Linked DNA regions of Homo sapiens: region 1 is linked to region 2. The links are chromatin contacts, found by Hi-C or POLR2A ChIA-PET in ENCODE. All regions are on one chromosome and are shown on one strand. The core of a region is the stretch at or near the end of the contact, and the rest is flanking DNA. Distances in the headings are between cores, read along the strand shown. Region 1 holds the start of HDGFL2 (HDGF like 2). Region 2 holds the start of APBA3 (amyloid beta precursor protein binding family A member 3).

Region 1 (4,302 bases), core at 345-2,844, 710 kb before region 2:
GGCCTGTCTCCATTTCAAGCATTGGGGTTGGACCACCCCACCCTCAAGTCCCTCCAAAACCAGCTTCTACATCCTCCTCCCCACAGGGGACCAATCCCCAGGGTCCCCCAACAGTCCCGATGCCAACTTCATTCTAAGGTCCAGTTCCCCGAGTCCCAGTGACCCCGTGAACAGAGCCCCGAGCCCCATTCCCCCACCCCCAGCCCCTCACTCAGAGGTCCCAGCTTCCCTTAGCCTTGACCCTCAACCTTCCCCCCTGACTGCCTCCTCCAACCCTGGACCCCTAGCACATGGCCCTCGGCCCCCCAGCCCCTCAAAACTGGGCTTCTCCAGGACCCACAAGGGAGTGCTTCAGCCCCCATATCTGACCCCAAATCTCAAGTTCCGCAGTTCTGCTCAAACTTGAACCTTGAGCCCTCAGGCCTGGGATCCCCAGGCCCTCAGGTGAGGGTCCCTCAGGTCCCAGACCCTCCCAGACACCCTGCGCACGGCTCCCTGAGGCACCCTGGACACCCCCAGACACACGAGGCGTGGCTCCCTCTGGGCCAGGGCAACCCCAGATCCCCATGGTGCAGCTCCCTCAGGCACAGAAGCCCCAGACCCCCAGAGCGCAGCTTCCTCAGGCCCAGGACCCCCAGACCATTGGCGCCGCAGCTCCTTCAGGCCCTGGACACCCCCCAGATCCCCACGGCGCAGCTCCCTCAGGTCCAGGACCGCCATTCCCCCAGAGTGAGAATTTATCAGGCCCCAGACCCCCAGGGCACCGCTTCCTCGGGCCCGGGACCCCCAGACCGTCGGCGCGCGGCTCTTTCAGGCCCCAAACACCCCCAAACCCCCAAGGTGCGACTCCCTCGGGCCCAGGATACCCCCAGACTCCCAGGGAGCGACTCTCTGAGCCCCAAAACCCTCATACACCAAGGGCGAGAGTCTCTCAGGCCGCAGACACCCTCAGAACCCCTAGGCGCGGCCCCCTGAGGCCCAGGGCCCCCAGACCCCGGGGCGCGGCTCCTGCAGGGCTTGGACACCCCCAGAACCCCAGGACGCAGCTCCCTGAGGCCGAGGACCCCCAGACCCCGGGAGGGGCTCCTGCAGGCCCAGACGGCGGGTCCTGCAGGATCCGAACACCACCAGACCACAAGAACGCGGCTCCCTGCAGCCCAGGACCCCCAGGCCCCGAGGGCGGGGCTCCCTGAGGCCCAGGATCCCTAGACCCCGGGGCGCGGCTCCGGCAGGCCCCGGACAACCCCAGACCCCTAGGGCGCAGCTCCCTGCGGCCCAGGACCCCCAGACCCCCAGGGCGGGGCCGCTGCGGGTCTCGGACACCCCCAGACCCCATGAACCCCAGACCCCCGGGGCGCAGCTCCTTCAGGCCCAGGACAACCCCGGCCCTCCAGTGCCCGCCTCCGGCCCGGGGCCCCCGCTGCCCCCCCCCCCCCCCCCACCGGCCCCATCTCCCGCGCGGCCTCACCCTGGCAGGCCAGTGAGGGTAGCCCTTCATCTTAGCGAACACCAAGTCCCCGGGCTTGAAGGCGTGTGGCATGCTGACGGCGAGAGGCCCAGGCCGCGGAAAGCGGCTGCAGCGGCGGTAGCGGCTGCGGCGGCGGCGGCGGCGGCAGCGGGAGGCGAAGCCGGGGGCGGGAGCGGGACGCCGAGGGGGCGGGGGAGGCTGTCTGGGCAGCCTGCCGACGCGCGCTTATTGGGCGTTGCGCCAACGGAAGTTCAGCCCTCCGGCCGTCACGGGCCGGCAAAGCCGTCGATCAGGACCACGTGCAGGGGACAGAGAAGGGAGGCGACCAATAAGAACAGAGGTTGGAGCACAGCAGTTAACGGGATTGGATAACGGACAGACCCAAGGGGCGTAACCCAGAGACTCTAATGGGAGGTTATGGGAGGTGAAAGGGAAAGGTGGGAGGAGACGAACAGACGCTCTAAGGGAGTGAAGGGGTGGAGCTTAAGGGAAAGAGGCAGGACATAGACCTCCACAAGAGAAGGGGATATAAGGAGGGCAGAACATTGGATACCGCAGAAAAGAAGGCCAATCACTTAACGCAATGGGCGGGTCATTGACAGCCTCTCCCGCTCAGGAGGAGAGGCTTAAAGTAGATATGCAAGCCATTGGATACCACAAGAGAAGCGCCTCAAGGTAGGGAGCAGGCATTGGCCATCACAAGAGGCGGGGCTTCAGCGGGAACGTCGGCCATTGGCTATCGAAAGAAGAGCGATACAACATAAAACAGGGACGGGCGATTGCCAGCTCGAGGAGGCGGGACTTAGAGGAAGGGGCAGGCTCCGGGGGAGCTCTTAGTATAAACAGCCACAAAATGCACAAAATAGTTATTTCTTCACTTAGTTAAAAACTTAACTGAGTACCTACTATATGCCAGGGCCCCAAAACGCCACACAGACCTATTCATTCATTCAAGAAAAATGTACTGAATACCGTGGGGCCGAGTCACTTGATTGTCCTGGGCTTCGCTCTCTGCACTTGGAAGATGGGGCCCATAATGATTGTGAGGACCCTGCTCTAGACTGAGCCCGGCAACAGGAAATACAGGAAGTATTAGAAGCTATAACTCGGCCGGACGCGATGGCTCACGGCTGTAACCCCGGCACTTTGAGAGGACGAAGCGGGCGGATCACGAGGTCAGGAGTTTGAGACCAAGCCTGGCCAACATGGTGAAACCCCGTCTCTACTAAAAATACAAAAATTAGCTGGGCGTGGTGGCACGCACCTATACCAGCTACTCAGGAAGCTGAGGCAGGAGAATCACTCGAACCCAGGAGCGGGGGGTTGCAGTAAGCCGAGATCGCGCCACTGCACTCCAGACTGGGTGACAGAGCAGAAAAAAAAAAGCTATAACTCTACCTTCCGGCAGGGCGTGGTGGCTCACGCCTGTAATCCCAGCACTTTGGGAGGCCGAGGTGGGTGGATCACGAGGTCAGGAGATCGAGACCATCCTGGCTAACATAGTGAAACCCCGTCTCGACTAAAAATACAAAAAAAATAGCTAGGCGTGGTGGCAGGCGCCTGTAGTCCCAGCTACTAGGGAGGCTGAGGCAGGAGAATGGCCTGACCCCGGGAGGCGGAGCTTGCAGTGAGCCGAGATCGTGCCACTGCACTCCAGCCTGGGCGACAGCGCGAGACTCTGTCTCAAAAAAAAAACAAAAACAAAAAACAAAACTCTACCTTCCAGGAATCAAGTATAACAGGGCCAAGAAATGTTAAGTTTTAAAATTTGTTGATGTTGCTGTGTTTTGTTTTGTTTTTTGTAATTAGGATCCATGGTAAGAACTAAAATGAACCAGGGTGCTTGAGGAAAAAAAGCTGAATAATGGAGACGACTTCTTCTCTCCTGGGGGATCACAGAGGGTTACTGGATGAAGTGAGTTTAACCAGACACTGGGAGAATGAATAGAAGTTGGACATGATAGTGAGGCGAGCCCTGGGAGGGCATGAGGAGCAGAGGGAAGAGCAAAAACAAGCGTCTGATCCTCACTTAAGGTCAGGAGTACGAGACCAGCCTGGCCAACATGGTGAAATCCCATCTCTAGAAAAAATACAAAAATTAGCCGGGCGTGGTGGTGGGCGCCTATACTCCTAGCTACTTGGGAGGCTGAGGCAGGATAATCACTTGAACCTGGGAGGCGGAGGGTGCAGTGAGCCGAGATCACGCCGTTACACTACAACCTGGGTGACAGAGCGAGACTCCGTTGCAAAAAACAAACGAGACCGGGCGCGGTGGCTCACGCCTGTAATCCCAACACTTTGAGAGGCCGAGGCGGGTAGATCACTTGAAGTCAGGAGTTTGAGACCACCCTGGCCAACATGGTGAAACCGCATCTCTACTAAAAATACAAAAAATTAGCCAGGCGTGGTGGCAGGCGCCTGTAATTCCAGCTACTCGGGAGGCTGAGGCACGAGAATCACTTGAACCCGGGAAGCGGAGGTTGCAGTGAGCCAAGATCATGCCACTGCACTCCAGCCTGGGTGACAGAGCGAGACTTTGATTCAAAAAAAAAAAGAAAAGAAAAGAAAAAGCAAACAAGCAAAAACAAGAACAACAACAGCAACAACAAAAAACCCATCTGATCCTAGGATGACTGTGTGTGAGTAGGGGAAACAGATAAAGCTGGAGGGCTGGAGGGGTCCGTAGAGGACCTATCACAATACATTACAAACATAAATGAGAAGTTTGGGTTTTATTTTAACTTCTTGGGAAACTATTGGGGGGATCTGATCAGAGGATACAAAGAGAGTATTTTATTCTCAAAAAACATCCCTATGCATGTGAAATATGGATC
Region 2 (4,487 bases), core at 28-2,527:
CCCTCAAACTGCGCCTGCGCATACAGCCTGGCATCCGCCTCTCTGCGCTTGCGCATCAGTTCTAGCACCACCTCCCCAACCACCGCCTGCGCACTGTCAATTCCTCAGTGCACCCACCGTCCCCATTTGGTTCCTCTTAACCCAGCTCACCTGGTTTCTTGGCATAATCCCGGGCCAGGAGTCTTCCGGAAGTGGCGGGGTTTAGGAGCTCCCAGGCCCCCCAGCCGGCCCACGTCCGGGTAGCCCCGAAAAGGCGTTTGGTCGCCATGACGTATTGCGGGCAGCTTGCAAGTGCACGTTTCCGGAAGACGTCAGTGGCCCAAGGGTGTTTGGGAGTTGTAGGCCCCGTGGAAGTGTAGGCCCCGTGGAGGTGTCTGGGAAATGCGGTCTCCCAAGCTTTCATAATCTATGGTGATTTCTTCAGACTTTTGTAGACATACACAGTTACTATAGGAGGAGGCGTTCAAGGGATATTTCATTGACTTCTTGCCCTTCTTCAATTACATAACATTTACTAAAAATATCACACTTTATATGTTCCTGATTCCATCCAATGAGTAATTATTCAAAGCTTTAAAGTTAAAAAAAGAAGATTAACAATGAGTCTAATATACTCCAGTAGGGCTGGAGTCTAATCACTGTTAATTTTTATAACATTATATTTTTAAAATTATATATAACATATATAATACATATAATATATAGTATGTTTTATATATAATATATAAATTAATAATATATATTTTATATATTCTTTTCCAGCTCTACTACTGCTAAATCCTTAACCCGCTTGATCTAATTTAATCCTCACAATTGAGAGGTAGGTACTATTTTTTCCCCAGCTTATAATGAGGAAACTGAGTTCTCAGGGAGGTAAAGTTCCCAGGCCGACCCCAAATCCATGGTGCACCTATGTGTCTCCCTACTGTGAGCCAAACCGAAAGTCCGTCTTTAACAGGGTCTCCACGACGCTTCCGGTGCCTCAAGGTCCCAAGGAAACCACCTCTCACACTTCTTTAATATTTCCCAACCCCACTTCTCCCCATCTGCCATCCTTTGGAATAATGAACACAGCCCCCAGAGCCAGGCAGTGATTATTAACCCTATTTTGCAGGAGAACAAACAGGTCCTGGGGCCAGCCGGGGCAGTCTGCGGGCCGGGAAGCCTGGGATTCGAACTCCCCTCCAACATCTGCAGTTGTCCCAGCGCCCCCGCGTGGCGAGGCTGGGTGGGAGAACTACATTTCCCAGCAGGCCTCGCGAGGCCGCGCATGCTCAATGGGCCAGGGCTCTGCGCGGATAGAGGAGCGGGCGCCGGGACCGGGAATCCCCGAGCTGCGCCTTCTGGGGACGCGGCCCGGGCTACGTCGGGGCCGTCCGTGGGGAGCGGGGTCCTGGAGGCTGCGCGGGGCTGAGGCGGCCTCGATTTGGGAAGTGAGTGTCCTCGAGGTGCAGAGCGCAGTCTGAGTCGGCGCTTGAGGTCTTCGGTCTGAGGGGGGACTAGGGTCTGGGCTTGGGGCTGGGTCCTGAAGTCGGGGTCTGAGTCTGGAGTCGATCTTGGGGTAGCATTGGAGGTTTGGAGACTGGGGTCCGCCTTATGGCGTCTTGGGTCTCTGGTATTAAGTCCAGGGTCCTGGGTCTAAAGTTCTGGATGGAGGTATTGGGGGTTGAGGTCATGGGACTGGGGTCTTGGGTCTGGGGTCTTGGGGAACTGCCTCTGACCAGTCGGTAGAGTCAGGGTGTGAGGTCTGGGTCTCCAGCCTGGGTTCCGCGTCTTGAGGGAGGAGGACCTGGAAGAACCAGGGCTGGAGTGAACAGACTCCATTAGTTGAGAGAGGTCTGGGATGACACAGGGGCTCGGGAAGCCACTGCCTCACACCTCCCCATTCTGTGGCTCAGTTTCTTCATCTGTAAAATGGGAATCCTAACTTCCTTGCAAGGGTTAGTGGGTATTAAATTATGTGCCCTGTATGAACAGTACCCAGCTAGAGCCTAGCACCGGATAGGCAGCCGGGAAACCTCAAGTTTTTTGTTTTTCGGGTTTGTTTGTTTTTTTTAAGACAGGGCCTCACTCTGTCACCCAGGCTGGAGTGCAGTGGCACAATCAAGGCTCACTGCAGCCTCTGCCTCCCCTGGTTCAGGTGATCCTCCCACCTCAGCCTCCCAAGTAGCTGGGACTACAGCCTACACCACCACCCCTAGCTAGTTTTTTTTTTTTTTTTTGGAGATAGTCTCGTCTGTCGCCCACCTTGGAGTGCAATGGCGCGATCTCAGCTCACTGCAACCTCCGCCTCCCGGGTTCAGGCGATTCTCCTGCCTCAGCCTCTTGCGTAGCTGGGATTACAGGTGCCTGCCACCACACCTGGCTAATTTTTTGTATTTTTAGTAGAGACGGAATTTCACCATGTTAGTCAGGCTGGTCTCAAACTCCTGACCCCATGATCTGCCCGCCTCGGCCTCACAAAGTGCTGGGAATTACAGGCGTGAGCCACTGTGCCCGGCCTTAATTTTTTGTATTTTTTGTAGAGAGAGGGTCTTGCTCTGTTGCCCAGGCTGATCTTGAACTCCTGGGTTCAGTCAGCCCTTCTGGGCCTCCCAAAATTCTGGGATTACAGGCATGAGCCACTGCACCCGGGCGAAACCTCAGTGCTGACTCTCTCTCTTTCAGCTGCCTGAAGATGCCGGCCTAAGCCTGGAGTCCAGGCATGGACTTCCCCACAATTTCCCGATCCCCTTCGGGGCCTCCAGCCATGGACTTGGAGGGGCCCAGGGACATTCTTGTGCCTTCGGAGGACCTCACCCCTGACAGCCAGTGGGACCCTATGCCAGGAGGCCCCGGCAGCCTCAGTCGGATGGAACTTGATGAGTCAAGCCTTCAGGAGCTGGTGCAGCAGTTTGAAGCTCTGCCAGGCGATCTGGTGGGCCCATCCCCAGGTGGAGCCCCCTGTCCCCTACACATTGCCACAGGCCATGGCCTGGCCTCCCAGGAGATTGCTGATGCCCACGGGCTCCTGTCTGCCGAAGCTGGCCGGGATGACCTGCTGGGCCTCTTGCACTGCGAGGAATGCCCGCCTTCCCAGACTGGTCCTGAAGAGCCTCTAGAGCCTGCCCCCCGACTGTTGCAGCCCCCTGAGGACCCAGATGAGGATTCTGACTCCCCAGAATGGGTGGAGGGGGCCTCTGCTGAGCAGGAGGGCAGCAGGAGCTCAAGCAGTTCCCCGGAACCCTGGCTGGAGACGGTGCCTCTAGTCACACCTGAAGAGCCACCCGCTGGTGCCCAGGTAGTGCCCGCCCCGCCCTCCAGGCATCCTGGACTGCCTGGAACCAAGCAGGGAGACTCAGTCCTGCCCCTCCTCTATCTTCTTCCAGAGCCCCGAGACCCTGGCTTCCTACCCTGCCCCCCAGGAGGGTGAGTGTCCCGCCCACCCTAGCCTCAGGCACTGAAGGCCCCTAGACAGCCAGAATCAGGCTCACCAGCCTGGCAACAGCTTGCCAGTAAGGACGAGGTTCTCGGGAGCCTCTGAGGGTGGTTTCGAGCAGATTCCGGCTGGCCAGGGAGAGGAGAGCCAGCCTTGAGAACGGGGTAGAGTGAGAAGGGGACTGTGGGGCAGCTCCGGCCATTGGCAGCACTGGGTTCTAGAACCGGGCTTGGCAAATCATCGTCGTCGGGCCAGACCCAACTCACTGCCTGCTCACGTAGGTCTCGAGTTAAAGATGGTTTTTGCGTTTGGGGCTTCTTTACTTTTTTTGATGACTTCTGTTATCCAGGCTGGAGTGCAGTGGCTTGATCTCAGCTCACTGCAACCTCCATCTCCCAGGTTCAAGCGATCCTCCCACCTCAGTTTCCCAAATAGCTGAGACTACAGGTGCGTGCCACCACGCCCAGCTAATTTTATTTCGTATTTATTTGGGTAGAGATGGGGTTTCACCATGTTGCCCAAGCTGGTTTCAAACTCCTGAGCTCAAGCGATCTGCCTGCCTCAGCCTCCCAGAGTACTGAGATTACAGGCGTGAGCCACCATGCCCGGGTGTCCTTTGCATTTTTAATTGACTTTTTTTTTCATTGAAAGAAGAATACTATTTCTTTCTTTCTTTTTGAGACAGAGTCTGTCACCCAGGCTTGGAGTGCAGTGGCGTGATCCCGGCTCACTGCAACTTCCGCCTCCCGGGTTCAAGTGATTCTCCTGCCTCAGCCTCCCAAGTAGCTGGGATTACAGGTGCTCGCCACCACGCCCAGCTAATTTTTGTATTTTTAGTAGAGATGGGGTTTCACTGTGTTGGCCAGGCTGGTGTTGAACTCCTGACCTTGTGATCCGCCCGCCTTGGCCTCCTAAAGTGCTAGGATTACAAGCGTGAGCCACCACGCCTGGCCAAAGAATACTATTTCTTGACATGTGAAAATGATATGCTAGGCTGGATATGGTGGCTCACACGTGTAATCCCAGCTCTTTGGGAGGCTGAGGCAGGAGGATCGCTTGAGCCGGGAGT

Evidence for each region. A loop is a pair of places that touch in the nucleus more often than their neighbours do. ChIA-PET counts read pairs that join two places held with the same protein, here RNA polymerase II (POLR2A). Pooled maps may share reads with other maps.
Region 1: a map of dorsolateral prefrontal cortex shows a loop between it and region 2 (7-fold over the local background). The contact joins the promoter of HDGFL2 here to the promoter of APBA3 in region 2. A Hi-C loop is called at or near these places in 3 of 168 maps with a recorded cell type or tissue (CD4-positive, alpha-beta memory T cell, CD8-positive, alpha-beta T cell and dorsolateral prefrontal cortex), 9 of 37 single-sample maps with no recorded cell type and 15 of 50 pooled maps. POLR2A ChIA-PET finds 5 or more read pairs at or near these places in 6 of 52 experiments (B cell, CD4-positive, alpha-beta T cell, HEK293T and 3 more).

What each region holds. Positions count from the first base shown.
Region 1 is chr19:4,469,589-4,473,890 of GRCh38, reverse strand. HDGFL2 (HDGF like 2) reads right to left here and starts at 1,594. Exons shown (of 16, transcript NM_001001520.3): 1 at 1,469-1,594. The coding sequence starts at 1,540. RefSeq lists silencers at 1,399-1,458, 1,489-1,668 and enhancers at 2,169-2,518, 2,779-2,948.
Region 2 is chr19:3,758,482-3,762,968 of GRCh38, reverse strand. It overlaps APBA3 (amyloid beta precursor protein binding family A member 3), which reads left to right and starts at 1,277. Exons shown (of 11, transcript NM_004886.4): 1 at 1,277-1,433; 2 at 2,668-3,280; 3 at 3,369-3,408. The coding sequence starts at 2,705. It overlaps MRPL54 (mitochondrial ribosomal protein L54), which reads right to left and starts at 287. Exons shown (of 3, transcript NM_172251.3): 1 at 151-287. The coding sequence starts at 268. It overlaps LOC105372248 (a long non-coding RNA gene), which reads left to right and starts at 329. Exons shown (of 3, transcript XR_936268.1): 1 at 329-411; 2 at 763-820; 3 at 1,115-1,215. RefSeq lists an enhancer at 1-413 and a silencer at 1,075-1,392.